Linked DNA regions of Homo sapiens: region 2 is linked to region 1. Evidence: read pairs that join two places in POLR2A ChIA-PET (ENCODE). Cell type or tissue: OCI-LY7. All regions are shown on one strand. Links, peaks and the distances in the headings refer to the core of each region. The heading gives the core; the rest is flanking DNA.

What was found. Peaks named below come from ENCODE experiments on the same cell type or tissue, not always from the same donor. Only the 100,000 strongest peaks of a DNase experiment are listed, where the experiment ranks them.
Region 2: POLR2A ChIA-PET joins it to region 1 with 18 read pairs; 3 of 35 experiments call an interaction of 5 or more read pairs at or near these places.

Annotation. Positions count from the first base shown.
Region 1 is chr4:40,733,682-40,736,494 of GRCh38, forward strand. No RefSeq gene overlaps it. Among named protein-coding and RNA genes, the nearest start is that of NSUN7, 15 kb to the right of the region's middle. In OCI-LY7, for the core only: a CTCF peak has its summit at 1,788; no DNase peak of the experiment used is centred there.
Region 2 is chr4:40,514,102-40,516,914 of GRCh38, forward strand. The region is part of intron 2 of RBM47 (RNA binding motif protein 47); the gene reads right to left. Among named protein-coding and RNA genes, the nearest start is that of MIR4802, 13 kb to the left of the region's middle. RefSeq lists a silencer at 1,779-2,089. In OCI-LY7, for the core only: a CTCF peak has its summit at 712; DNase peaks (open chromatin) are centred at 690, 1,440 and 1,920; H3K4me3 peaks cover 2,441 bases; H3K27ac peaks cover 2,500 bases.

The DNA of each region.
Region 1 (2,813 bases), core at 2-2,501:
AGCAGGAGAACCACTTGAACCCAGGAGGTGGAGGCTGCAGTGAGCTGAGATCATGCCACTGCCCTCCAGCTTGGGCAACAGAACCAGACTCCATCTCAAAAAACAAAACCAATGAATGAACGAACGAATGAGAAGGAAGGAAGGTGGGAAGGAGGGAAGGAGGGAAGGAAGGAAGGAAGGAAGGAAGGAAATAGAACCAGAAAAAGTCCACCAGAGCCTAAGAAGAGCATTTGAGGTAGGGAAAAAACCTTCCCTCTCCTGGGGGCCCCAGGGCGGGTCCTAGGGAGCGCAGTGTTGTGTGCTGCTGTGCAGAGCAGAGCGGAGCAAACTGAGGGGCCACGAGGTGTGTGCAGGAGGCTGCGTGAAGTTGTGGTGAGGAAGATGAGAGGCTCCTAGGAATTTCTGGGTGCAAGAGAATTTTAAACAATGAAGGTTTTAAAGAAGAGCTATTATGTCCTTGTGCTTAGGCCCTCTTAACTCTGAGAGAAAAAAGAGTAAAATTTCTGTCCTGGCTGACTGCTTTAAAGGAATATGATTCTGATTGTGCCATAGAAATCACTGCTTTATAAACCTTATATGTATCTGTTTACTACAGATGATCAAGGGAGAGAAAAGGATAGTAGGGACATAGAAGGAGAGAAAAGAAAAGCATTCACGGACAGGCCATGGAAGGCGTTTCTTGTTTCAGTAGTATTAAGTACCTATTTCATGTTGGACAGAGAAAAAGTTGAGTGAACTAAGTCCTCTGCCCTAAGGAGCTCATTATCCAATAACAGGGGAGAACAATATGTCATTAAATAATTTAAATAAAATCCAGATGTAATTAAGTTTTATTGAGCATTTAGTAAGAGCCAGATGCTTTCTGAGAAAAAAAAAAAAAAAAGCAGCCCCTGACATCTAAGGACTGGCCTAAAATTTATAGGTAGGCCTGAGTGGGAGCAGAAGCTGGCCGGGAGCTCACAGCTAGGACAAGTTATTCTCCTGCTGCGTGTAAACAATCTCACAGAACACTGACACCAGTCAAGTCACTCTGAGATCATGAGGAAGTGCGACAAAACAAGACCACTTCATAATTTTGTCTAAGCACAGACAAAAATGAGGTCACTGTGCAACCCCTAAAACACGAATAGCTCTTCTTTCAGCTAATATGAGCCTCTAGTGATTCTTTACCTTTAGAATTTTAGCCTTGCTCTAGTCTACTGTCCCTATAAACGTTGAGATGCCCAGTCATAGACTTTCCCTGCATTCTGACAGCATTCAATCCAGAGTGAACCCCTACTTCCTTGGATCCTTCCACAGACCACCCAACCGCAGCCCGAATCCAATAGTAGGTCTGATACCCTCTTACTGAGAAGCCCCACAGTTCCCCATGGTGTGTGTTCTCCCTTGCTGCAATGAGTAATAAACCCAATTCGTTCCACTACTGCTGTGCTCCTGGTGGGCTCTGGCTGGAGGGCACTGTCATCTCAAGTACATCATTTAATTTCATCCTCATAACGTGAGCATAAGCCTGAATTTATAGATGACGATAAGGCTCCTAAAGGTTAATTTAATTCAGAATTACAGGCAGAAAGAGACAAAGCTGGGATTTGAACACTGAGCTTTGAATGTTTCTCACTACCTTGAATGACTGAAGACAGAGAGCAAGATAGAGAAGAAAAAAGATGTCCAAAAAGAGACAAAAAGATGTTTTTCCTCACCCACTTTAACTGCCACTTTCAAGGAGCAACATCTCCATCTTGTGATATTTTATGATACGGGTTTTAAATAATTGAATTTTATAACTGTAGGAGATCGTTCAGACACAACTGAAATTTAAGAGAATACTTAAAAAAATTTGCTCCATAGGCAAAATAAAATTAAGCCATTACATTAAAAACCACAGCTATGAGGAAAGAAAGGTCTCTTATTGTCATCTGTCTTACTTTTTCTTTTCTGAGGGACAACCCTCCTGCATCCTTCCACTTTACAATAATGTCCTTCCCCAAGATGGCTGAGTACATACATCTCAAGTACGATGCGTGCCTCTGCATCAAGGAACTTTTGGGTATCTGAAGGTTAGGAATGGGAGACTTTTCACTGAATATCCTTTTGTATTAAAAAAAACTTAGGAGTATGTGAATATATTACTAATTCAAACACAAAACTAATTTTTTTTATTTTAAAATTTATTTATTTATTTATTTTGAGACAGAGTCTCACTCTGTCGCCCAAGCTGGAGAGCAGTGGCGCCACTGGGCTCACTGCAACCCTTGCCTCCCAGGTTCAAGTGATTCTTGTGCCTCAGCCTCCTAAGTAGCTAGGATTACAGGCGCCCTCCACCACATCCGGCTAATTTTTGTATTTTTAGTGGAGACGGGGGTTTCACTGTGTTGGTCAGGATGGTCTCGAACTCCTGACCTCAAGTGATCCACCCGCCTCAGCCTCCTAAAGTGCTGGGATTACAGGTGTGAGCCACCATGCCTGGTCAATTTTTATTTATTAATTTTTTCAGTCAGAGCAAGATAGCTTGATAATAAATTGACATTTTTAGGGTCAAATATAAAATATGCATGTGTCTGCCTTTTATTTTACTTTTTTAAAGAAGTAGACTCTATAACTAAGGTACTACCAGAACACAGTTATCTTCTGGTTTTTCATTTATCTGTTGTAATTGACCCAGATTGCTTAAACATGAGAATGTAGCAGCAAAAAAGAAATACACAGGCTAGGAAGCAGAGCTCAATTAAGAATAGAGAAAGCAGAAGAAAAAGAGAATAGACAAGGAGTCAGATGTAGGGTTCAATGGGAAAGGCAAGCAGTTCAAACTGGAG
Region 2 (2,813 bases), core at 101-2,600, 220 kb before region 1:
TTCATGAAACCAGAACCACCATTTAGCAAAACCTTTAAATGGAATGAATTCCCGAGCTCACAGAAGTGCAAATTGCAAGGTTACACATTGCCTCCCAGAAACACAGGACCTGGTTCTGAACTCTTTGCTAAAGGATTCTGATTCAGCCCACTGTAAAATCTCAAGCACAAGTAGGTTTTCCACTTACTCTCCATTACACACATGTCCCTCTAGCAAAACCAAAAACAGCATTTGATGGAAGCTAAAGATTACAATTATCCGGGGACTCCGAGCCACTAAAAAATAGAGTTTGCAAAGAAATCCCTTTTGCCCCCGTCTTCCCCTCACCATCCCTGCCCCTTCCGCAGAAGGGAACCCAAATCGTATGCAATTTGAAATTTTTAATATGAATATACTAAAGTAGGAAGCACGTACCTGCTAAGCACCTGGCGCTCTCTTTCCCTGCTTGCTCTCTCCTCCCACACTCTGGCAACGGAATGCCCTTCAAAAACCATGGCTCAGTGCTTTTGGTAAATGTTTTACGAGACACTAAACAGGCTTGTGTCCCACCCTCAGAGCAAACACCACTGAGGGAACACAATATAATGGTCGAAAAGATATCATGTAATGTACAATAATGAAAATGAACAAGCAGGCTCTATTTCCACACTTCCCCTTAAGGGGGAAAGCAATGTCAAACTTTCAGGTGGTGGGGGCGGAGTTGCCGGAAAGGCTCATAGAAATAAACCTTGACGCTGGAAGCGTTAGAGCGATTTTTTTAAAGGTGGCATAACGATAAGCTCATTGTTCTAATCCTCAAACAAGTCTTGGCTTGCTGAGCTGAAAAACTGTCAAAGGCAAGAGTTAATAAAGGGTGGAGTTCACCGGCGAATATGTAGACGCAGTAGCATCTCCACATTGACCACATATTCCTATTTATCAGAGAAAATGCAACTCAAAAAGTGCTCATAAACCATCCTCCACAATAACCAAAGGTACTTCCCATTTTCCATATCCTTCAAGTTATTCACAGTTAAGACCCAACTCTGCTCCAAACCAGAAGTTTTGCATTCCATTCAAGTTAACAATTACAACTGAAGGATAACAGAAACTTGCTGGCACCAAACTATTAGAATGTCAGGTGCCTCCTGGTACCACCAGGGTTAATGAGATAAAGAGAGGGTGCCCAGGGATGATCTATCTGCCTGGTTTTACAGAAACTACCTATAGAGATTGCTAGAGTCTTGGGCCCATGCAAGCAGCACGCACTCATCGGCTACTGGAGGACTGAGTGGGACATCTAAGACATGAAAAAGCAGAATTACTTAGCTACAGTCAAGCCCACTCGCTAAAAAGAGACCAAGACCGTCTAGAGAAGAAGCCAGAATTGGCTTTGGTTGCAGAATCACACCCACAGGCAGGATAGGCAAATAAGATAACCCATTCTCTGTCCCCACCCACTCCTCCAATCCCCAAGAGAGTGCTCAGAATTTTGCATTTCCTACCTTTAAAATATCTGCTGGGGTGGAAACAAAACAAAGCAAAACAAAACTGAACCTAGAATTGAGATCATGTGTTTTCTACACTCCAGCTGTGTGACCTTGAGGGAGTAACTTAACCTCCCTGAGCCCGTCTCCTCATCTATAAAGTACAAATGTCTAGAAACACAGAAGTTATTTCCAAGAACTGACAGCTCTCCAGCTCCAGGAGCCTAGAAAATGGCACAGAGCAGTTCTTGACAGTTTTAAAATGTCAGAAGGGTTGTTGTCATTTTTTGGTCTCCTACCTTATGTGGATGGGTTCCATCTTATTTTCAATGTCCTCCTGTTGCAGAAGCTTCCGGTTAGTCCTGGGACTAAAGGGCAATTGACCTCACTCCTCCTGGGTCTGACTGACTAATCTGTTAGGGTGGGTACCATAAATGACCGTTTTATCTGCCTGCCCGGGGCGTGGCAACAGGGCCTCCCCGCCCCCCAGCCCTGCCTGTCAGCTCCTTTTGCTTTCACAACATTTCTCGTCTTGCCCTCTATCACAGTGAGCTGACCCGCCTCCTAACGCCTCATCCGGGCCTCCCTTTTTCTCTTTTTTCCCTCTCTTCCTCTCTCCTTTCTTGCCTTGCTTCCCTGAGAGGAACATAATGGGTGTTGGGGGAGGGCGATGATTCTCTTTTTCTTTTCTTTCTTTTTTTTTTTTTTTTTGAGACGGATTCTCGCTCTGTCACCCAGGCTGGAGTGCAGTGGCACAATCTCGGCTCACTGCAACCTCCGCTCCCAAGTTCAAGCGATTCTCCTGCCCCAGCCTCCCAAGTAGCTGGGATTACAGGCACCTGACACCATGCCTGGCTAATTTTTGTATTTTTAGTAGAGACAGGGTTTCACCATGTTGGCCAGGCTGGTCTCGAACTCCTGACTTCAGGTGATCCGCCCGCCTTGGCCTCCCAAAGTGCTGGGATTACAGGCATGAGCCACCATGCCTGGCCCTCATCATTCTATTTCTCCTTCTACTATTTTATGTGACATATCACACAACCCAGTGCATGGTTTACACAGGTATTATTATTATTCTCGAGATTCAGAGATGCAGAAAGATCCAAAAACAGCCCAAGGTCACTGAGCCATTGCTGACAGGCCAGGGGCTGAGGTGGCCTTTCCTGACAGCCCAGGATTTCCCTTAAGCCACTGACCTCCAAAAGCACCTCCTCTCAGAGCCGTAAGGCCCCACCTGGTCTAACCTGCTCTCCCCGCCACCTGTGGCATAGTTTCCTCTCAGATCCCTCTCCTCATCTTCCTTCCTCCCTCAGCACGGGCCAGCCCCTTATTCTAATGTTAGGGTTT